3 separate regions of the Mus musculus genome follow, and all the other regions are linked to region 2. Evidence: chromatin loops called from intact Hi-C (ENCODE). Cell type or tissue: left cerebral cortex. All regions are shown on one strand. Region 1 overlaps Phactr1 (phosphatase and actin regulator 1). Region 2 overlaps Phactr1 (phosphatase and actin regulator 1). Region 3 overlaps Phactr1 (phosphatase and actin regulator 1).

What was found. A loop is a pair of places that touch in the nucleus more often than their neighbours do. Peaks named below come from ENCODE experiments on the same cell type or tissue, not always from the same donor. Only the 100,000 strongest peaks of a DNase experiment are listed, where the experiment ranks them.
Region 1: it touches region 2 in a loop (2.2-fold over the local background); 2 of 42 quality-filtered maps call a loop at or near these places.
Region 3: a loop joins it to region 2, with 2.1 times the contacts of the local background. A loop is called at or near these places in 2 of 42 quality-filtered maps.

Annotation. Positions count from the first base shown.
Region 1 is chr13:42,830,874-42,838,873 of GRCm38, reverse strand. The region is part of intron 3 of Phactr1 (phosphatase and actin regulator 1); the gene reads right to left. Among named protein-coding and RNA genes, the nearest start is that of Phactr1, 150 kb to the right of the region's middle. In left cerebral cortex, a CTCF peak has its summit at 3,189; a DNase peak (open chromatin) is centred at 3,184.
Region 2 is chr13:42,911,558-42,919,557 of GRCm38, reverse strand. All of the region lies in intron 3 of Phactr1 (phosphatase and actin regulator 1), which reads right to left. Among named protein-coding and RNA genes, the nearest start is that of Gm52053, 97 kb to the left of the region's middle. In left cerebral cortex, no CTCF peak of the experiment used is centred here; DNase peaks (open chromatin) are centred at 1,588, 2,116, 2,855 and 3,301; H3K4me3 peaks cover 2,547 bases; H3K27ac peaks cover 1,627 bases.
Region 3 is chr13:42,982,814-42,990,813 of GRCm38, reverse strand. All of the region lies in intron 4 of Phactr1 (phosphatase and actin regulator 1), which reads right to left. Among named protein-coding and RNA genes, the nearest start is that of Gm52053, 26 kb to the left of the region's middle. In left cerebral cortex, no CTCF peak of the experiment used is centred here; DNase peaks (open chromatin) are centred at 2,476 and 4,716; H3K27ac peaks cover 281 bases.

The DNA of each region.
Region 1 (8,000 bases), 81 kb after region 2:
GGCCAAGGCGAGGGGCTTGGCAAAGAGAAGTCACAGGGGCGATTTTGTTATGTTTGTTTGTGTTTTGTTTTAGCCTCTTTTAGTGTAACAGAAAAGAGAGCGTTTTTTTTTTTTTGTAGACGGTCCTTCGAAATCTCCCCCCCCCCCCAACCCCCGATCACTTTCTCCTGGTAATATTGTGAATTGCCAGTTGGACACAGTAGGTCTTAAAGCAAAAGGATTTTGTCAGAATCGAACAGTAGCTTGAAGAACAGTGTGGAGGGAGAAGGTGGGGAGAAGAGTGGATTCCGTTCTACAGATCTAAGCCATTAGAAGGATTCAGTAATCAAACGTGGCAAATGGAGCAGATGTTCAGTTTGGGAAACGGAATCATTGGTGAATGCTACACTGATCAGTGCCACACTTACCCCCTCAGGGCCTGCTCTGAGAGGAGGACACTAAGTGGTCCTCCTCTACTAGGCCAGTAAAGATCACTAAAGGGACAGTCCTGGAAGAGGCCAGCTGCACTTCCTGGTTTGGTAGATGTATCTTGTCTTCCGCTGTGGCAGCATCTTTACATGTAGGGACATCCAGAAACTCCCTGACCCAGCCACACACCCTCAGTGTGAAGTCACCCGGGGCCCCTTACTGCTCTGGCTCAGATGGGAACCCTATTGCTGCATCTGTCCCTGTGCAAACGCAGGCTTTGTGCTCCTGTCCTATCTCAGACTTTCCCTGGACTTCCTTGGTTCCAGAGTCAGTTCCTGAGGCTCAATGTCCTCGGGGCAGCCTCAACAATGCAGGGAGCTGCTCCTGTATCCAGGTGGGCTGAATCCCTTTCTTTTCCAGTGAGGTCTGGACGTGCTTGCCCTGGAAATCCAACTTCTCAAACTTCCAGTCACGTCCTTCAGTACCCCTCCCCTCGCTCCGATAAGCCGGTGAGGAAACCCGACCGGTGAGGAACCCCGACCGTGTGTGATGAGGAAGACAGAGACTGGCGGCGGTGTTGCCATAACTCTCTAGTTCATTCACTGAGTCTGGAACTTGTGTTTTTTTCAGCTAGCCTGGCTGCCAGCGAGCACCAGTGATCATCCTGCCTTTCCCCTGGCCCCCATTTCCTCTTTATCTTCCCAGATACTTTCCTTTTGTAGCTTGATAATAACATTGAGAAGTCATGTGTGGCATAAAGATGTCTTGACCAACAATGGACATGTTCAACAGCTGCCCTATCAGATTACAAAAGAGACGAGCCTTTTGAAGGTGGTGGGGTTAATAAGGACACTAGGACAGAATGTCCATAAATGAATCCTGCTAGAGATGCATGAAGAAGGGCCACACATGCGTATCTAGGCACCTACACTCCTGCAGTGATGTGAGGTAGCCATGAGAAATCTTGCCAGTGCTGAGCCAAGGCCAGTACCATGCCTTCAAAATTCTGATTAAAAGAAAAGAACCCCTTGTCTTTATAAAATTAGCCTGCCTGGGGACTTTCCCCATAGTAATGAAAGCCTCACTAGTACATTGAGGAATCTTAAAATGCCTCAGACCACTTAGCCATTCAGGGGAACCAGGTTGCCTGACTTCCAAATTTACTAGGAAGAATGGGTTGTTTTCTGAAACACCTTCGAAAGCATCATGGCATAAACATGTCACCTCTGCGTGCCCTTCCAGATTTAACTGTGACGTGTCACTAACTGATACTTGGTACATAACTACTTTGTCTCCAGTGCAAGCCACACCCCGCAGGTCCGCTGCTCAGTTCTGGTTTCTCCGGCTTGTGAAAATCACGCAACTCTCTCAGGAGTGTATGCCCCGAGATCCCCTCTAGCTTCAAGAGGGGCTGGGATACAGGTGAAGAAGGGCTTAGATGTTCTGGGGCTCAGGTTTTATTGGGATACTAGACAAACCAATCCCCTGGCCCTAAATTCACTTAGATTAGGTCACTGGGGACTCTGGAGTCAGCTGAGGGCCTTGAATGACTTAAGAACTGTCTCCTGCACTCAGGCTTCTTCTGGGGAGATGTAGTCTCCTGTGGAAGCTGTTTACAATGATCAATCCTACTCAGTTCACAACAGCTCAGGGCCTAACTGCTTCATGATGCTTTAGGTTTTCAGCAAGGGGGTCGTGGGACTTTGAGTGCTCAAGTTTACATTAGTTTTGACATTTTAAATGCGCGTGGGACACAGTGAGAGCTGACAGCCAATTTGCCAGGCAACCTGGCTTCCCAGACTACACAGCTAGCTGATGCATCTCTGGACCCTGTGCCATCATCCTTGGGCCTCTTCTCACACAGTGCTGTCTAATTTCTACCTGTTGTTCACTTGCATACATTGGGGTCTTCTCGGTAGGAAACTTGATGTCTAATCTGTTTTGCTAAACTATGCTTCTTGGGGGATAGGGGAACTTGGATGAAGCTTTTTCAAGTAAGATGCCTCTCTCCTGCATCATGTATCTGTGCTGGTGTGAACTGTCAGTTTCTTAGATACAGGAGACTAAAACAAGCCATTTCTTACAGTAGCGTGCTTCCTGTAGAAGGAGGTGTCTGGGATGGGTTCCCATGGGTAACATTCTGTGCACTTGGCATTGTCTTCCTTACCTAGCGCCTATCCTGCTTTTACAGATAGGCCCAGCGGAGTAGACCTTTGCAAGACCAAGCAGGGCATTCTCTCTGAGCAACTCTGTGTATTGACAGACAGAAAAAAATCAGCCAACAACCGGAGCCCTCTGCTTAGTGTTGGAAACAGGGTCCTCTGGAAGCAAGCTGTGGTCAGCTGAAGCCACCATGGAAATACAAGGTCATCAAATGTCCCTTTCTCTTCTGTGGAGCCTTTCCCTCCTCTGTCTGCTGCTTTCATGGAGTTAATTAACAGTGTATTCAGGCAAGACTTTAACAGCCGATGACTGAGAAGGTTTACAGCCTCAAATCACAATGAGGTGATTTTGTGAAGCTCTTTGGAAAGGAGACACAGACAGACAGTAATAAAGGTGTCTGGGTTGAGCCTCCTGAAAAGCATGCTGATTTTTTTTCTTTTTTTTTTTTAAAGCTGAGATGCTGGTAGACATTTTGGCTTGCTGTTAAGACAAACAAACAAACAATTGTTTGGCTGTTTTACAGACTCAGGATCTTGCCTTTGAATTAAACAAACAAGCCTTGTGTTATCTCCCAGACAAACTTCCACATTATTATTTAATGTATATTGCCCTCTAGCAGATTGGCTTGATATTGCAAGCATTGTATTCAAAGATAGTGTTTCCTTGCCAGGGCCTGGGCAAGTTTATGGGCAAGTTTACTGAAAGGCTAGACTGTCTCGCTAGCTATCACAGCTTAGATGTAGGATTGCCCAAAGGCTTGTGTACTGGAAGATGTAGGTCCTCAGGTGGTACCTTTGGGAGGGGGTGAACGTTTAAGGAGTGGGGTCTAAGAGGAGGTCTTTAGGTCACTGGAATGTAGCCTTGAATGGGGTAGTAGGATCCTGACCCCTCCTTACTCTCGTTTGCTCCATCATGAGCTCCTCCCACAATGGACTACCCCCATGGCCTAAAGCAACAGGACCAAGAGATCATAGGCTTGAACTTTCCAAGCAGAGCCACAATGCCCCTCTTCTCTATCAGTGGTTATCAGGTATTTGCTCTATTGACAGAGAGCTGAAGAGCATCCCAACCGAAGAGAAACACTGTTTAAGAGACAGGACCTTTTCATTTGGAGCAACTTTTCTAGAACAAGACGCAATGACATATATATATATATCCTGGTTTGACAGCTTTTGCTCTGAACACAAAGCACTGGACCATGATGTCTGCAGAGACCCGAACAGAAATAAAAGGTGAGAACAGGCTCACCGAGAGCTTGGACATCAAATACAGCTAGCTACAATACCCACACTGGCATTCGGTCTGCATAGCATGGGGGAGAAGGCAGTCAAAGGCAAGAAGCTTGCGCGTCAGTTAGGACCCTGAGCACATTCGATGCTTGACTCCACTGGGAGTGAGTGTTAAGGATTTGCTTACAGATCACTAGGTTGTGACTGAATACTTGTGCGAACCACACCTCCCTCATTTCCACCCCTTGCCTCTTTCTATCCAAACAGAATTTCCAAGCCAAGTAGATATTTTATGTGGCTGTACTGGCTGGTTTTGTGTGTCAACTTGACACAGGCTGGAGTTATCACAGAGAAAGGAGTTTCAGTTGAGGAAATGTCTCCATGAGATCCAGTTGTGGGCATTTTCTCATTTAGTGATCAAGGGTGGGGGGGCATTGTGGGTGGTGCCATCCCTGGGCTGGCAGTCTTGAGTTCTATAAGAAAGCAAGCTGAGTAAGCCAGGGGAAGCAAGCCAGTAAGAAACACCTCTCCATGGCCTTTGCATCAGCTCCTGCTTCCTGACCTGCTTGAGTTCCAGTCCTGACTTCCTTTGGTGATGAACAGCAGCATGGAAGTATAAGCCCAATAAACCCTTTCCTCCCCAACTTGCTTCTTGGTCATGTTGTTTGTGCAGGAATAGAAACCCTGACTAAGACAGTTGCCTTGCAAGCCCCCTTTATCTCCCTCTGAGATGCCAGCTGCTCGTAGTACCACAGACAGAGGTAAAAATCTCCTGCCTTCCCTGAGCTCAGGTTGTTTGAGGGGTTCTCAGCCCTTGGTTAGGGAACTGCTATAGTGTAGTAGAGTCGAACTGAGCTGGCTCAGGTCTGAACCTTCATTTTCTCACTTTCTAAGTGGAGATGTACCTGACTTCATGACCATCAGGAGGATCAGGGCCTGGCCTGCTCATACCTGGCCAATGAGTATCTCGTAGCAGTGGTCATCACAATTATACATGCAGGTCACCAGGAGAGACATTGAAAATGTGTGTTTGTTTATTTCTGTTTATTGCTTACAGATGTGCAGAGATGACCCCTCTAACCCTAGATGCTTAGATTTTATTAAAGAGTTAACCTAGGAAGCTCTTCGGGGAACATCTGCTCCTCTTTGGCTGGCCCAGGCTTCCTATGGGGGTCCTACTAAGGCTGACCATGGATCTAATCGGTGCAGCACTGAAGAGTGGATCGGGCCTGTAAAGGAGCCGTGCCAAGCTCAGACCCATGAGGGAAATCAGATGTCTGATAGTAGCCGTTGAACATTAAGTACAACAAAATTGCCCTCATAGGGGAATTACTAAATGTCTGATGTCATTCAAGAAAGCTTTATAACAGAGTCTCATGTTTATGATTTGGATATTTGCAGACAATTGCTTAACATTTGGAAAGGTATGCTCATGATTTGTAAAAAATTAATCTCTCTCTCTCTCTCTCTCTCTCTCTCTCTCTCTCTCTCTCCATCAACTACCTACCTACCTATGTACCTTTTTTCAACAGGGTTCTTCTGTGCAGACCTGGTAGTTCTGGAACTGACTATGTAGACCATGCTGACCTTGAACTCTTAGAGATCCATTCTCTTCTGCCTCCTGAGTGCTAGGATTAGAGGCATACATTACTACATCAAGCTATTTTTCACTTAAATTTTTTTTATTGTTTTATGTGTATGCATGTTTTGCCTCCATGTAGGTCTGTGGACCACATATATGAAATGCCCAATTAGGTCAGTGGGGAGTGTTGCATCAGCTGGGACAGGAGTGGCAGACAACCGTGAGCCACCAGTGTGGGTGCTGGGATTGGAACACGGTTCCTCTAGAAGAACAGACAATGCTCTTAACCCAGGAGCCACTTCTCTAGCTTTTGCGCCCATGATCCTTGATGATGGAATTCTCACGAGATTTTTCCATCTCACAAGCTCGAGACTAAAGATGGTGTCAAGGTTGTTGTTGCTGTTTTAGTTTTTCAATTAGCGGTCTGGATTTCCTCAAATGTTTACTCGAGCCTTTGGTTTATGTTGAAAGTTAGCCAGATAGTTTGAATAATAGGAATTCAAAAGCCAAGTTTCCACCTACATCACTACAGTTAAGAAAGAGTTGTCACGCCGGGCGGTGGTGGCACATGCCTTTAATCCCAGCACTTGGGGGCAGAGGCCAGCCTGGTCTACAAAGTGAGTTCCAGGTCAGCCAGGGTTATACAGAGAAACCCTGTCTCAAAAAAAACAAAACCGAAAACCCAACCCCCCCCCCCAAAAAAAAGAGTCGTCACTATTCATAACCCCACAGTGCGCATCAGTTTGTGTTGCCTTCTTGCTCTTTTTTTTTTTTTCCTTTTTCGTGACAGGGTTTCCCTGTGTAGCCCTGGCTGTCTTGGAACTCACTCTGTAGACAAGGCTGGCCTTGAACTCAGAAATCTGCCTGCCTCTGCCTCCCGAGTGCTGGGATTAAAGGCGTGCACCACCACCGCTCCGTGCCTTCTTGTTCTTATGGCAGCGGTGTGGACTGGAAACAGGATTATCACGAATCTGAGATGCTGGACCACTCTTGTAGCATCTTGACCATCTTCCCTCTCTTAATAAACTCCAGTTGTATTGGATGAGCTAAACCTCAAGTTGTCTTTTTATGCTATACAACCTCACAAGGAAGGGTTCTATCATGTAAATAAGGTCCGCAGGACATCTGGCTCACTAAATTACTTGTGGGGTACTTACTTCCTCCAAAATGACTACGGTTACTTGTGAAGCCAAGCGCCTGACAGGGCATTTTGAATACAGATGAGGTGAGTTCTTCCCACGGGCTCAGCATGGAGAAAGTTGCTCTTGGAATGATATTTGCTATGACGCTAAAGAGAATGGTGTCCACGATTCCTAAGTCTGTATTTCCACAGACAAAGAAAGGTCTCCTTAGATATTGAGTCTGCTAGATCTGCAAGCTGTCTCTAGTCAGGAGCCCTTCATAGTCCCATCACACTTGACATGTGGGAACTTTGGTGCTACCAACTATCAGTTTAGCCAGCCAGAGATGCCCCCACACTCTGCTCAGACCATAGACTACACATAGACCTAGATATGATGGTATGTCAAAGCTGATCTTTGGAAGCTACTACTAAGGATGCTTAAGATTGCTTGGATTTTGAGAAACTTACTGTGTGTGTGTGTGTGTGTGTGCGCGCGCGCGCGCACGCATGGGTATGCATGCACTCAAGCCCGTATGTGAAGGTCAGAAGATAACTGGCGGGAATCAGTTCTCTCCTTCTACCCTAAAAATCTTGGGGGTTGACTTAGTGAGCCTGACTTAGCAGCAAGCACCTTTAACTGCTCAACTACCTCACCGGTCCTGATTGATGGACTTTGGAAGATAGTTGAACTATTACGTCTCTTTGCCTTGCTTATCAGTTTCTGTATGTCTCTGGGTATCATTAGTATATAGAAATGTGCTGCTGGAATTTATCATTTCTTCCATTGTGCCAGCATTGATTGTGTCTCCGCACTATTGCACAGCAGCATCCAGATATAGTTTAAGGAAAGTCTAACGGAGATGTCTCATTAGGGTGTCCAGCCAACGAGTTAAAATCTACACTTGAAGGAAGAATGGTCAAAGTTGAGACTCAGGTCGGTCTGCTAGATTCTATGTAAGTGCCAGGATCCTTAAGAAGAGACCAATGCCTTTCAAAGGGCAATAAATAGCACTGTAGGAATATGAGACAATAGCTCCCTTCATAGCCTGTCTTAATCAAAGATTGATAAAGTAAAATAAGTTTCTAAAATAAAATTATAATTTTCATCTGGGTGGTGGTGGTGGTGGTGGTGGTGGTGATGGTACACACTTCTTTAATCCCAGCACTCAGCAGGCAGAGGCAGGTGGATCTCTGTGAGTTTGAGGTCACTCTGGTCTACAGAGCAAGTTCCAGACTAGTCAGAGCTCCACGGAGAAACACTGTTTCAAAAAAAAACTTTTATGTATATGTAAAATTTCCAAATGAAATCATTTCAAGTCGGAGGCATAATTTCCCACTCCCTCCCATTCTCTCCCGACCTCCATTTACTTCTCTGCAGATAACAAATGAACTGATTAGACTGAATTAATTTGCCTTTATTCTGAACCACTCCCCATCACTTCCTTTTCTAATGCATTAATTACATGACCTGAGAGTTCTCCCAGACAGTTGAATA
Region 2 (8,000 bases):
AGGGTATCCTCTGATCTGCATACATGTGTGATGGCATGTGTACATGTACACACAATGCACCCTCACACACACACATATACACACACATACACACACACAAATACACACAAATGAATAAGTGTAATTTTAAGAAGTTAGTGGCTAAATTTATTTTTATATTCTCTTCAACTAGTCAAGAATATTTTTTTTCTTTTAAAATTTACTACATATCAGCAAAAGACATTTGGTTAGAGATCTTTAGGTGGCAAAATTATAAAAATATGCTTCAAGTGTTTACAACAAAATCGTCATTTTAAGGAAGACTACTTAAACAGGACAGACTTTTTTGTGGATGTAGTTACGTGGCCTCTTTACGGTTGATCAGGGATGAGGCAGACTTAGAGAGTGAGAGATGCTGCAGAAGGGAGAGCCACCGCAAGCATCTTTCTCTGGCTGGAATGTAGTTCTTTGGGAGAGAGCTCGCCTGGCATGTCTAAGGCCCAGGGTTCTATCCCCAGCACCGCAAGGAAAAAGCAGGAGAAGAAAGGAAGGTCTTTCTCTATAAGTTTTGGGAGAAATCTGTCCCCTTTAAGCCCTGAGCATACATTTACTTGAAAAAGGCCATTGCTCGGGTGAAATGCTAAGCAGATTAAAGCGCTTGGTGCAGATCCCTGAGGCCCACGTGGTGGACAGAAAGAACTAACTCCTCGAAGTTATTCTTCTCGGACCTCTGTATGGGTGACATGGCTCAGGCATAGACACCACACACATGCACACACACATGCACACACACACTCTCTCACATTCACACACACTCACACACATACACACACATACACACACCACACACATATACTCTCACATTCACACACACTCACACACATATACACACATACACACACACACCACACACACACACACACACACACACACACACTCAGTGAATGAAATAAAATTTTCTGATGTTCCTGCCATACAGAAAAAGAATGAACCCAACGGTACCACACTCTTATTTGGCTCAACAAATGAGAGTACCACACACCTGGTATAGTGGTACAAAATTAGGTAAAACTTAGACACGACGACCTTAGCCCTCCTCATATATGGATCTTCTGCGATTAAATACGTGTATCATGTTAAGTGATACAAGAACATCCTCAGTACACACTTCTGAGAGCATTCTGAAATTTGAGGCTATGGAGAAAGCACGAGTCCTGAAAGGAAGGCAGATGGCAGGTTAAAATACATGCCAGCCTTGAACCGCACACAGCACATGTTAGCGGTGATGGAGCTCATAATTACATACATAAGCATACATCCTTGAGTGTAGAAACACCCTTCCCTTTTTATAGTAGTGCACAGAGACACTCATTTAAACAAACTCCCACGAATGGGGAAGCAGCCCATTTGGGATACCGTTCAGTCAACAGAGTGACTGGCATTTAATAAGTAGCTTGGCTCGAAACACATTCTCCATTATACTGTATGGGAAAGGTCTAGTTTGGGGTCCAATTAATCTGCTCACATGCATTCACCTTGCTGTCTCCAGTTTAGCAGTCAGCATAATAAACAGACACATGCCAACATAAGAAACAGACGCATGTCAACATGTGTGACTCAAATACCATTAAACCCAACAGGAAGGGCTTCTCTCTGTCCTCCCACCTCCGGGACTGTCCCAGTTTGCTCTTGGGTGACTCGCTTGCTCGCTCCACACCACCCAGCCTCTCTCACATTTTAATCAAAGAAAACTATAATTACGAGAGCAGGACTCTAATTTTGAAAAGACATTAGGCCATCCGCAGTCACTTCATTACGGAGCACTTCCGAGGCCGGCAGAGAACTGGGGGGGGGGGGGTGTCTAAGTAATCTCTGTACTTCCAAAGGGAACACTGAAAAGCTGCCTGCACAAGCAGGTGTAACTGGAGCTAAGCGTTGAGCTCAGGGCTGGCCTCTGTTACATCTGCTGCTTAAAAACTTTTCCGCGACCTTCAGTGGCCCACCAGAATCTGCACACCGAGCTGCTGGGGAATTGCCAGGAGACTCCTATATAGGCACCTCCACAGAGGAGTCCACACACAAGAAGAGGCTTCTGCCTGCTCCAGGGCCAACTATCCCTGGTCCTTGGCTCTTTCTGCCCAGGGCTGCTGCCTGCACCTCCCCCACTCTGAGCACTGGGCATCTGTCCAAGAGGGACGAGCTGTGGCACTCAATAAACAAACAAACGAGCAAACAAACAAATACCCCAGCCATATTTTACTCTAAAGAGACACCATTCCAAACAACTCCACAAATGCTCAGTGAGCTGGGTCCCTCAGAGGTCAAGGCCAATGACTTCTTCCAGGGACCCCACCTGAAGGAAGCCCACAATCTGTAATGTAACCCCGCAAATTTCACAGCAGAGATGGGGCTGGGGGTTGGGGTGAGGGTGGGGGTGGGGGAACAGGTGTAACATTTTTTTTAAGCTTCTGTTGCTGCTGTGGACAGATCCCCTAAGACCCCCCATCTTGTCAAATCAAAAAGCCTACAGTTGATTCTTTGGGCGCTGCTGAAAGCCCACTGGCTCCCGGTGACACTCTGCAAAGTGCAGGGCCCGGCTGCGGGGAGCGAAGGTCTCCACAGTTGTCCAGGTGGCAGATTCCGTCAGCACCCGGGTCCGTGGACTGACAGAGCCACCTTCCCGCCACCTCCCCGACGCGCCGGGCACTCACCGTCGCGGCCGTCCTCCCCCCGGCTGCAGTTGCTGCAAATGTGCTTGATCTCCTTGCCCAGTTGACAGTGGATCACAAACGACACGTTGTTATTGTTGTTGGGGGCGGGGTCCTTCGGGGGCTTCATGCTCAGCAAATAAAAAGCTTTCTTTTTGGGCTTCACGGCGGCGCCCGCGCCTGGCACGGCGCCCTGTCTGCAGCGCGGCTTCGCGGCGCGCGTGGGCTCCGCCATCCGCTCCCCGAGCGTCCGGGGCTGGTCGCCGATCGCTGCCCCGGGCTCTGCCACTCGCGTCCCCCGGCCGCGCCCGCATGCCCCCACGCCACACCAGCGCCACTGCGGGGCGGGGCAGGGCAGGGCGGGATGGCGCGCTCGAGGTCTTGACCTCTTCGAGCCTGGACAAATCCCGAGACCCCGGGCGGGGTGGAGGTGGGAAGGGCTGCAGAGGGCTGAATCCGCTCTTCTATCAGCGAAGCTCTGGGTCTCCTGGGCTCTGCCTCCCCGGGGCAGCCCCACCCCTCGGTGAATCGCAGCGCCCCGCAGCTCCCAGCCGGCGGGGTTTTGTGGCCACCTTCACTCTGGAAACTCAGGGCAGGATGCCACAGCCACCCCCTTCCAGGACTCCCGCTGCCAAACGCAAGCAAGATGTACTACAGCAGGCGGCTGTCCCAGCTCTAGGGTGGAACTGAGGCCAGAACAAATTATATTCTCAGGCGGGTCCAACCACAACCCAGGACTAGACAACCTGTTACAGCATCCTTGCTTTTGCTTCCAGTGGGAAAGCTTCCCCGAGATGAAGGGGACTTTACTCCAGGGTCCTTAGTTGAAGTCAAAGGGGGAAACCCATCTTCCAGCCACCCTCAACATGCAACTTTAGGGACACTAGCTAGTTCACTGAATGCTCCTCAGCTGCCATTGCTCTGTGATCTCAGGCCGAGCAAGGCAGGCGCCCTGTCTGCCTCGAAGACTTCCAAAGAACAGCTCCCGAAAGAAGGCAAAGCCACAGTCTCATTTGTTGAGGTTTTGATGGTTCTGAGTGACTTTTAAAGGTCGCTTTGTGTTTAAAATCCACTCATCATTTATAGGGCATCCCGAGACTCTTAAAGAACTTTTCAGGGAATCTAGGCTTTGAGAGAAGCTACACTTTACAAACATCTTAAATGCTTTATTTATTTAAAAACAAACAAACAAACAAACACCCTGAGGCCTGGAGATTCTGGTTTCCTGGGCCATTGTTGAGACCCAGGGTTCTGTAACAGTTAACAAGCTCCGGGTGGGGGTGGGGTGATTTTGAGGAACTGTAAACAAGAGAAACTGTTGTTTACAGCCAGGTGTGTCAGACTCCACAATGTCCCGTTCCCTCTGTGCCTCAACCTTACCATACCCAGTTCCTTCTATTTGAACCTACCAAAATAGTGTCAATCAAAGAATGTACAGTCGGACAGTCACTTCCTGTTGTTACCAAGAACTTTCTGGATGCTAACTTCAAACTATTCTGGGAAACTGAACTACACCAAGGTTGCTGTTGTCTCTCCCCTAACCAGAGAGGCTTGGCACCCTTGTGAGGGTCACGTGCTACCTCGTATTGTTTCTAGGCACACAATCTACCATCCAATCATTTGTCAGCCCAAACAGGCACAGGCAGTTTCACTTTTATCTTATTGGTAAGTCGGTGTGTTCTGCCACCCTCTGCCCTGGAAAGGATGTCAGCCCCAGGGTAGGGGGCAGATGTTGGAGAGGTGCTCTCTTTAATCAGATGCCCCTTTGTACAAGTGTCCATCAAGGTCTTTGGTAATATCTCCCTTTCTCAGCTAGGTCGTCAGCCCTAGAGGTAATGGCACTGCCTCTGCTCTTCTCAGATTAGGTGCCACTGGATTCCCAGCTCATACTACCTTGTATCTGGGAGATGACAAAGATACATTTGTGATGTTGTTCGGATGCCTAAAGGGATGAATCTCATGTCATGGGCAAACAGATTTTCTAATCCTTAGGCCTTGCCTTCATCTTAGGTTTCCTCTTAGCTCTGCCAAGAAGCGAGGAACTGTGTGTCCAGAGCACATTACATCTTTTTTTTTTTCCATTTTTTATTAGGTATTTAACTCATTTACATTTCCAATGCTATACCAAAAGTCCCCCATATCCACCCACCCCCACTCCCCTGCCCACCCACTCCCCCTTTTTGGCCCTGGTGTTCCCCTGTACTGGGGCATATAAAGTTTGCAAGTCCAATGGGCCTCTCTTCCCAGTGATGGCCGACTAGGCCATCTTTTGATATATATGCAGCTAGAGTCAAGAGCTCCGGGGTACTGGTTAGTTCATAATGTTGTTCCACCTATAGGGTTGCAGATCCCTTTAGCTCCTTGGCTACTTTCTCTAGCTCCTCCATTGGGAGCCCTATGATCCATCCATTAGCTGACTGTGAGCATCCACTTCTGTGTTTGCTAGGCCCCGGCATAGTCTCACAAGAGACAGCTACATCTGGGTCCTTTCAATAAAATCTTGCTAGTGTATGCAATGGTGTCAGCGTTTGGATGCTGATTATGGGGTGGATCCCTGGATATGGCAGTCTCTACATGGTCCATCCTTTCATCTCAGCTCCAAACTTTGTCTCTGTAACTCCTTCCATGGGTGTTTTGTTCCCAAATCTAAGGAGGGGCATAGTGTCCACACTTCAGTCTTCATTCTTCTTGAGTTTCATGTGTTTAGCAAATTATATCTTATATCTTGGGTATCCTAGGTTTGGGGACATTACATCTTTTTAAAACAGTATTTTGAGCCCTGCCAGCCTTTCCAACTTCACTCTCTGCCCCACAGGTCAGAATAAGAAGACTTGCGTCAACCCCACCTGGCCTCATTAAAACAACTGGACTGGAAGCAATCTGTTATTCACCCCCTGAATACTAAGCCTGACCCAAGGCTGTGTGTCCTGATCTTAATTGGCCAAGTACAATTGTGATTGTAGCATAGCAGACTTGGACATAGCCGCTAGCAAAAGCTCACATATCAAAGGATATGTCCTGGAGGCGGGGGCCTTTCATTTAAGAGAAATGTGCAAGAAGAATTGACTTGCCTTGGACAGCTACTTGGTTGGTGCTCTCTCTTCCTAGCTGTCCTCCTTGAGTTTACAGCCTCTAACTGGTGCTGCCCGATGGTACCTGTTTGTGATATGAAGCTATTTATGTACTAATACTTTACAGGGCAATAAAATTACGACCCAGTTTCTCAGTTGCACTAGCTACAACTTAAAAGGATAGCAGCCACGTGTAACCAGCAGCTGCTACAGTCAACTGGGAGGCTGACAGATCATCTCCCCCCTGCCACCACCACCACCATGTTTTTCTTAGATGTATGAAGATTTATATCTGAGGCTGAAGGACAGAGCTGCCATCTCCTATTGCTACAACAGAAGGTTGGCTAAGACGATCAGAGTCCAACACATGTAGTGTTTGGCGGTTATATCTGGCGGTTTCTGGCACCAGTTTACTTCAGCAAGTAGCGGGGCTGATGGGGACGTGTTCCTTGTGTTTGCTCTTGACCTTGTTCTGTGCACTGTGTTCCTCCTTGCTGAAGCTTGTTTCTGACGTCGGCTGTTAAAGCATCCTAACAGACAGCTCGTGGTGCCAAGGGATGCCTTTTACAGGACCTGTGCTTGTCTCCACCCACAGACAACTCATGCCTAATGATTAGCCTGTTCTGGCTTAACTCAGTTGATACCGTTGGCAGTTTTCCTCTCCCTTGCATCAAGAAAACGGCCATCCTAAGGTATTTTATTAAAGAAAAAAAATACAGCGGGGCTTTTCGTCAGCTTTAAAAGCAGGGAGGAATATATTATATTGAAGGGAAAAGCATCCCCACGCGTCCTGTCACCTCGAACAGGTCTCGGTGGTCTTCCCGAACTTTTTACCCAGATAATCTAACTAGGAAGGAGCCATGATGATCCATCTCTTTGTCACTTATTTGAATGACAACCTGCTCCCGTCCCATTCTACACTTGACTTAAATTGGTTTGGTGTCCAGAGACTCTGCTACTTGAGATGCAATCCCAAAGACCTGCAGATTCAAGGAGCCTATTACAATTGCACATCCCAAGCTCTGCCTCCAAATCTGCATTTTAACAAGATCTTCAAGAGACCTGGATGCGGTAAGGTCTGAGAGGCCCCTGCGGGAATCAGTATGGTGATGCCATTAATTGTCTATGGGAAGAGTGCATATTTTAGCTCCAAAGCAAAAAGGTAGGACTTCTGGTGTCACAGGGCTTAAAGTTTAGTGGGGAAGAGGAGACACTTGGTAAAAGGCTAGACATCAGTAAGAACAACAACACACACTGAATGGAAACATCAGATCTCCAATCAGGAATAGTCACAGAGAACAATGTGCTCATTATCTGGGCTGGGAGCTCTTGTGGAGGAGGTCCTACAGAGATTTAATGGACAAGGTGGAGCTGTGTTGAGAGAGGCATCCATGGAAGGCTGATCTGTAGCAATTGGGGCAGGAGGGTAGTAGTGGTGGTGTCAGAGGCGCAGTGGGGAGGACGCAAGCAAGCTTGTAGAGGAAAGGAGTTGTGCTGGGTTCTGAAGGTGAGGATGGACACCAGCCATCAGCCAGCAAGATAGTAACCAGAAACTGGGCTTTCTGGAGGAGAACAAAATTATGGTGATGTCAGAGGCCCCTGACGTGCTCCCGGAATCTAAATGTGAGAAGCTGAGAGTGCTCTGTTCCAAACCCCATGGTTTAGGAACGGGAAGTGGGCAGAGTTAAGGGAAGAGCTTTTGTTATGCTTTGTATCTGCTGCTTTTCTTGGTGCTGTGGAAGAATTCCCAGCCCAGGTCAGTGAAGGGGGAGAGGACTTGTTTTCACTCATGTTTGGGGTTGTATCAGCACATCATGGTACTAAAAGGCATGGTGGTGGCCAAGTCTGTTGAGAAGGGAACCGTGACTTCTTACTGTCACTTGCTGGACAACAAGCAGATCCTAGATCAGAGGCCAGGCCAACTATAACCCACAAGGAGAACCCTGTGGCAGTATGCAAGTTGGCCATCTAGGCTCTCAGTCCAGAAGGTTCCACAATCTCCCCCAACCAGTTCCATCAGCCTAAACCAAGCATTGAGCCTACAGGGGACATTTGATTCCCAAGCCATAACGTTTAAGAAGTTCCTTAGCTCTTACCAAAACGGACACATTTAGGCTAATACCAGGCAGATATAGAACCATTCAGAGGGGTGTACTTTGAAAAAAATAAATTTATCATATATCCACGATGCAAGAAAGGTTTGAAACTCCTTTCTCCCTTCTGTCATTGCCTGTCTTAAACT
Region 3 (8,000 bases), 71 kb before region 2:
AAATATTAGTTCACTGAGTTTCACAACTCTCCTGAAGGTTGATGTATTTCATTTTGCAGCGTCAAAAAAATTCCTTTACTACCCTACTGATTCCTTTAGACAAGTATAGGTTTTGAGACAGAGCCAACTTCCTGGGGGGTGGATACAAGTTTTACAATTCAAATGTTTGCTTATAAGCTCAATTTTATCACTGGCAGTAAATCCTACCATCATTGGCAGTAAATCCTACCACTGGCTTAGAGTTCTAGGTTCTACTGCATTCTGTTTAGAGAAAAATCTCTACACAGTAAGTGCTCCAGTTAGTTTGAACTGCTACTTTGACACAGGCTTCAGTCTTTAGAGAAGAGAATCTCAGTTGAGGGATTGACCAGGTCAGACTGGCCTACGGGAATGTCTGTGGGGGATTGTCTTGACTGCTAATTGCAGGCAGAACCATTCCTAGGCAGGTGGTCTTTGGCTGTCTAAGAAAGTTAGCTGAGTATCAGTCTGTCAAGTGAGCAAGCTGTCAGGAAAGTCATTCCTCTATGGTTTCCAGTTGAAGTTCCTGCCCTGACTTCCCTCAGTGATGTATTGTGACCTTTGCCTTGGTGAGAGAGGACAGAGAACAGTGCTCATGTGTGAGTAACTACATTCTTTTGCGCAAGTCTTTCTTTCAAGTAAAAAATGGTGTTCCATGGAAAATGTGGATTAGCTCAGGGCTCATAATTCTTGCCCAAGTGCTTTTGCTCTGAACATGGAGAAAGAAGTAGTGACGTATGCTGAAAAGCCCCCTGTGTGTTGCTCATTTTGCAGGCAGACCAAAAAACAAACAAACAAACAAACAAACAAACAAAAAACTAAAAAAAACCCTAAGACTAATCATGGGACAAATACTAAATCACTAGAAGAAATACAATGTTGTCTACTGAGGAAAGTTCTTGGGAAACCAAGGGCACAATGAGTATGGTGTCATGAACAAAGGGTCGGTCTGTGAATCCCAGGGAAGACTGGGATGCTCGACGCACAGGCTGTGGAGCCAGAAAGAGCACAGAGTGCACCACATGCCTAGATCCACCACTGATCACTGAGTAGCCGATCAGCTGCTGGACAGAACCGGCTTGTGCAAAGCCAAGAGGAGCTCTTAGGATTCTGGACCTGACCAGTTTGTAAGCCTGATACAGATGCATGGAATGGAAATGACTGTGGTGTTCCAGTTGACCTCTCATCACCATGGATACAGGGATGATGCCTATCAAAGGTTACCCAAGAGGACAGAGGAAGCCAATAGGAGGTTACAGGGATGGTCCAGACAAGAGATCTTAGTGGTTGACCTAGGAAGATATCACAGGAACTATAGAAGATTGAAGGCACTCCATAAATAATTAAACCAAACCAACAGGATTCAGAGAGTGACAGGGAAAAGTGTTAGCCATGCAAATGTTCTCAATCAGCTTGTGTTCCTCCCTTTAAAGAAAGTAGAGGAGGGGAGGGAACACAAAGAAAGAATTTCATGTAAGATGTACATGAGGAGTTTGGATCTTGCCATACTGTACTTGAACCTCTTCTGCAACAAAGTTGAGACAGCGGGGGCATGAGCCCAACATTTGGAAAAGAATGTGTGTGGAGACAGAAATGTAAATACTGTCAGCAGGTAGATTTCACCTGAAGCCAGATGTGTGATTGAGAGTCCTCTAGAGAGGGGGTCCAGAAAAGAAGGGGCCCAAGACAAAGCCTATTGAGATTCTGAACGGGTAGAATAATGGCCAGAGAGAGAAGGAAAAGCAAGAGAAAGCTTGAAACGGCATCAGGACAGGAAGGAAGACATTGAAAAGGAGAAGGGGACCTGGGCACATGCCTCACAAACTCTGAGACAGCACCATGGAGGGCATGGGCCCTGAGGGAACAGCCTCAGCAAAGCAGGGAACATCTTGCAGAGTGCAGTCCTGAGATACAAACCCTGACAGCTGCCGGAGAGTTTAAAGCAAGGACGGGATTCTCGGATGGGAGGGACAAACAGCAAGGCCAATTGGGAGAGGAAAGATGCAGATAGGGATGAAGGCTGAGGTCAAGAAAGATGGGGCCATGGAGTGGGGGTTGGAATGGATGGGAGAATAGCACTCAGACTGTTCTTTGGAGAGTAGAAGGATCCATCTTCCTTTCCAACAGGATGATGGCTACAGAGACCCAGTGGACAGAGCAGGGAAGCTGGAAAGGGGAAGGAAGAGCATTTCTGTCTGGGAGTGACTGGGGGATGAGTTAGGTTCATAGGATGTCACCCTATGAGTGGCAGGAGGAAAGGTTCGTCTGAGGATGTTGGGGGGATGGGAATACCGAAGGAAGTTCTGGGAACGGTAGGAAATGGAACGCTCCCAAGAAACACAGGCTGGCAAGAGCAGGCTCTAGGCTACTGATACCACTGGGTTTACAGTAAGGCCATCTGCCATGCCTGAATGAGATCTAGATACTAACCATTCAGTGCCAGTTCTGGGCATCTGTCCAGGGCAGAGGGGCCTGCTTGCACTTTTGAGTCCACTTCCTTGTGCAAAGCTAAATGATTTTGTAAGGCTCAGAAGCCCAGGAACTTTCTCTTTGCTCCAATCACCCAGAAAATAATAATAATGATAAAAAAGTCTCAGAATGCTACACAAATAACTCAGTGTGGTACACAGAAGTAAAAATAAATTACCCCAAGAAATGATTTTAGAGGACAGTCAGTCCTTTGTAATGTTGCCAACGGCACTGCAGGATTGATGGGAGCTGGCTGCATGGATAGGCTGGGGAGGCCCAGACATGGATGAATATGAGTTTGCATGGATAATGTTTTCTTAGACACAAACACACCTTCACTAGGTGCAATGCCTTTTATCTTTCCACAGAAAACATAAGATGCTGGAGACCATGTGGAAATTACAAGACAGTCTTCCTAGCAAGATGACCAGAGCCTCACAGGAGTTCACCCTGGCAGAGCAGAGCTCTCTGGGTAATAAGGAGTTAATCTTCTTCTGGAATAAAGTATTACATTGGATGTATCCAGATTTACATTTATGGGAAACTGAGGTCCTAATAACTTCTCTTCTAATTATGTTCATGATAAAAGACTGGAGTCCTGCTTTTCTTCTTGTTCAGCAACAGATGGGTTCTCTAAGTGTGAAGGCCTTTTGATGTCTTGGGGTGAGGGTGCAGCTCCAGGGTGGGCTGCACTAAGCAGGAAGATAGCCTTGGCCTCCATCTCCATCACCAAGGAACAAAACATTACATGAGAGCCTTCAGTAGCCTTCATTCTCACCCCACCCCCTCCCTTTCCCTGTTGTGTACAGGTGAAACAGAAGATGCCTCCCCACCCCACCCTTAACCCCCCAAACCTCAGAAGTTATGGCTGAAAATGGGGGGCGGGGGACCCTGTACCTCCTCAAACCAACTCCTCAATAGATCCTATCTTTACCTGTTATTTTTTTTTTTTTCCCTCAGCACCTTTGTATACAAGGATTGTCTCTAACAATAATGCTTGGGAAAGCCATGTTTTGAAAACCACTTAGCTGCGACGCTCGCTGACTGGATTCTGAAATAGGAATGTTTAAGAAGCGAGCAGAAAACTAAGGTTACCAGAAAACCTTCACAAGCTCCTTGTGCATGCATGTATGCATCTATGTTCACATGTGTGAATGTGGTCTATTTGTGTGAACGTCCAGGTCTATGCGTACCAGATAGCCACCTTGGGTGTCTTCCTCTATTGTTCTCTCTCTTTTCTTGAGACAGGGTCTTTCATGAACTTGGAACTCACTGATTTGGGTGAGCTGACTGGTCAATAATCCTCAGGATCTGATCACCTCTGCCTGCCAGGAGCTGGGATTACAGCCGTATACCATACCACCATGCTTAGCTTTTATTATTATTATTATTATTATTATTATTATTATTATTATTATTATTAGTTTATTAATAAAAACACGGGTTCTGGGGATTGGAACTCAGGTCCACATGCTTGTGTGGTAAGCACTCCACCAACTGTGTCATCTACCCAGTCCAGACAGGGTCTCAGGTAACATAGACTGGCTTCTAAATTCATTGTGCAGCCAAGGAAGGCTGGCCATGCACTCCTGACTCTCTGTGATAATCTCTGCTGTGCTGGGGTTACAGATGTTGGCCCCACCCCATCCCTGGTTCAATTCTTTCACTCTAGTTGATGCCATCTTTGCACCATTTCCCCTGCCGTTCACTGTGACGTCTCCTTAGAGTGCCTATCAAATTCAATGAATACTATGAAAATGTATCCACTGTCACCAAGATTCAATCTGCTTCACCCAGAAGCTTCCCAAGTCCATCTCCCTGTTAAAAAAGTTAAAAGATGTATGTGACCCCTCAGGGCTATTTCCAATTAGCCAATGACCTTGAAGGGTCTACAGTAATCTCTGACACATGAGGTATTGCCTTTTCACATTCAGAGTCTTGTAGATAAGCCTACTGCTCGTGTGGTTCCTAGGACACCAGAATTAAGAGCAAGGAGGGAGGGAAAAGCACCCAGCTTGTGTTCTTTGCTTACCAGCGTGATTTCCATCCAGTGAAGCAGGTTGGCAAAAAATCGGGCTGGGGAGACCAAATCCAAGTCTGGGTTATGACACTCTCATCGTAATCTGTCTGAAAACATTGGCTACAAAGTAGTGTGACATCTCAAAAGTGGTCATTTGAAGGCACGCGCTTTAAACCAAATCACACAGTGAGAGGAGGTGGCGTCACTCTTTCAAAGCACCAAATCACACAGTGAGAGGAGGTGGCTGAGACTCTTTCAAAGCACCACGAAGCAAGTCCACAGCCAGAAGCAGCGGCACGGGGGATCAAAGGACCTCAGAAGCCACAACTGTCCTACACACCTGCTTGCTCTTCCTTACTCGAGTTAACTCTCAGAACTCAGAGCTAGGGAAAGTCTGAGGATCAAAGCCCAGTTCTGCCTCTTGATAGGTTCCCCAGTGGGACTCATGAGCCTTTGTTCTATTAGAACACTTCACAATACTCCACCTGAATTAAGAATTAGCTTCAAGTACGATTCTAAATTCAAGGTCATTCTTCGTTTTGGGCCTCCATTCACTTAAATCTTGGAGGATTTTCTGCCATGGCTACTCACTTCCTGGCCTACCTAGTCCTAAATGGGGATGCTACAGGAAGGTCAGGCTATCCCATGCATGCCAGAATACATGCTTCTTAAATTCTTTCTTTGCCTCCCCCTTCTTTTCCATCCTCCCTCTCTGCCCTCTGCACTCCCATTGCCCTCCCCTCTTCTTGATCTTGATTAAAATAGAAACAATGGCACAATAAAGAAGAAGAAGAGAAGAGTCCAAGTCCACCCCCAACCTCTCTCCAATGTGCCCAGCTGGAGCGACAGAGGAAGAGTTAAGCCAGAATCTTTCAGGCAACAAGTTCACATACTCCCCCATGGACAGTTGGACCCACGAAAATGTCCCCTCAGCTGAGTTCCTGTGACCCACTCCCTGCAAGCCTGGGATAAAGCGTACAGACCAATGGTGCATCCGTCTGAAGTCTGCATCCCTCTTTTAACCACATTCTGGGTACCCGGGAGCCATGATTCCCTGTTGAGATGGCATTCCAGGGAATGGGGCTTGAGCTGTGGAGAAGAAGGGTGACCCCACCTGAGATGGGCTCATAGTGGGAGACAAAGAATAGTCTAATGAGAGGGGACTGTGTTTGTCCTCACAGGAACTGTTCATATACATTGGGGGGGTGGGGTGGGTAGAGAAGATGACGAAATAGACCCTTGAACAAGTTCTTAGAAGACTGAAAACAAATTTCTCTGTTTTCTGGCTTTTTGAAGCTTTATATAAACCACTTCAAAATATAACTGGCACTTTCTTTTTCCAAGACCATGTTAAGCTACCAGGACACAAAGTTGGTGTCTTAGTCAGGGTTGCTATTGCTGTGATGAAACACCATGACCAAAAGTAAACTGGGAGGAAAGGGTTTATTTGGCTTATGCTTCCTCTTGCTGTTTGTCACCAGAGGAAGTCAGGACAGGAACTCAAACAAGCCAGGAACCTGGAGGCAGGAACAGATTCAGAGGCCATGGAGGGACGCTGCTTATTGGCTTGCTTCCATGGCTTACATCAGACTGCTTTCTTGCAGAACTCAGGACCACCAGCCCAGGAATGCCACCACCTACAATGGGCTGGGCCCTCCCTGTTCAATCACTAATTAAGAAAATGTCCTACAGCCAGATCTTATGGAAGCATTTTGTCCATTGAGGGTCCCCACTTTCAGATGACTGTAGCTTGTGTCAGGTTGACAAGCTAGCTGGCACAGCTGGATAGCATGGCATCCCTGCTCTTGAGTGGAGGAAATGTGTTACTGTGCTCTGAGCTGGGTTCCAGGTTTTCCTGCAGGGAAAAGTCACTGAGTGTGGAAGTGGGCTGTAGAAGGGATGACTATACATCACTATAAAAAGGTCAGAATCAAAGGTAGACAGACAGAGATGGAGGTAGAGGTAGAGGTAGAGGAAGAGGTAGAGACAGACTGACAGACATGGGGGATCAAAACATCTGACCTGTGTTTACAGGGCTTTGGTGAGGATCTGGAGGGCAGTATGGGGAATGGCTTTTTTTTTTTCCAGATCTGAAAGAAGTTAACACTTTAAACAAGATCCAGACTAAGGGAAGTGTAAGAATGGCAACAGTGAGATGATCGAAATGATACTAACTATCCCTGTTAGCAAAACATCCCTTTGTCCAACTGCACAATGACTGCTTCTGCCTCTAACTATTTGGAAGTACTTAACATGCTACCTCAAAAGCTTATTTAAATAAGTGTGGCTTGTCCCTTTAGAAGCAGAGGCTGGAGAGATGGATCTGTTAGGAGACAGAGGGCCAATGGAACCATACCAAAAGGAGAAAGCCACCCAGGTAGAGATATTGTAAAGAAGAACCAAGTTTCTCCTCAGAGGCCACATGAAAAGCCAGGCCCCTCCTGTGAAATGCTAACCAGGTAGTTTATGCAGCCAGCTGTTGTTTTTGATCTGTTGGTGACACAGGGATGGAAGAGAAGGCAAACAAAAAGACAGAAACAGACACCAGGAAATAGAGAAGAAAAAGGAGGAAGGAGTTGTGAGGACCAGAGGCAGGATGTAAAATATTGTAGGGCGGGAGAGTGGCCATCAGGGAAATTTCTTCAAGCCTGGGCTGAGAGCTGTGTACCTTACAAGGCTTGTGACTGATCTTTCCCATTAAGTAGAGGAAGAGTGGCAAAAATGACTTACTTTGTGAGCTGTTAGTCTAGGAAAGAAACTAGCAGTGCTGAGGGGAACATCATTTGTTAGATTTCTTATGCTCCGGCTAGCATAGCCTACTGCTATAGCCTCTCTCTCTCTCTCTCTCTCTCTCTCTCTCTCTCTCTCTCTCTGTGTGTGTGTGTGTGTGTGTGTGTGTTACTGACTGGCCTGAGTGGCTGACCAGAGGGGACTGGGATCTGCCTGTTCTCTATCCAGTGCGGGAATGAGAGGCAAATGCCATCACCTGATCTTTTACATGGGTGCTGGCTGTGTGAACTCAGTTCTTCATGTTTGCACAGTTAACACTTTACCCACGGAGCCACCTCCCCATTTTCTGCTGCTACAGCCTTTATTTTAAAGGGACCAGCCACAACTCCACACTTAATTTAAATAAGCCTTTGGGTAGCATTTTTTCAGTACTTTCCAACAGAAGCAGAAGCAGACATGGGGGTGGGGGGATTGGACAAGAGAATGTTTTGATTGCAGAAGGTTAATATTATTTTGGTCATTTTTTTTCCTGTTACCGTATCTGAATCCAACTGGAAAAGCACTTAATAAAACTTGACACACTCTCCTCAAATGTACTCATAGGAAAACAAAAAAATATTATGACTGACAGAAGCCTGAGACCCATCTCCTCCAGACTCTTGACTTCACGCATGAGGGAAGGAAGCAAGCTCCAAGGGCATTGCAGTCACCAGTTCATCTCCAAGTAAAAGCGGGCTCCAGAAGTGCGACGGGGTTTCCCCAG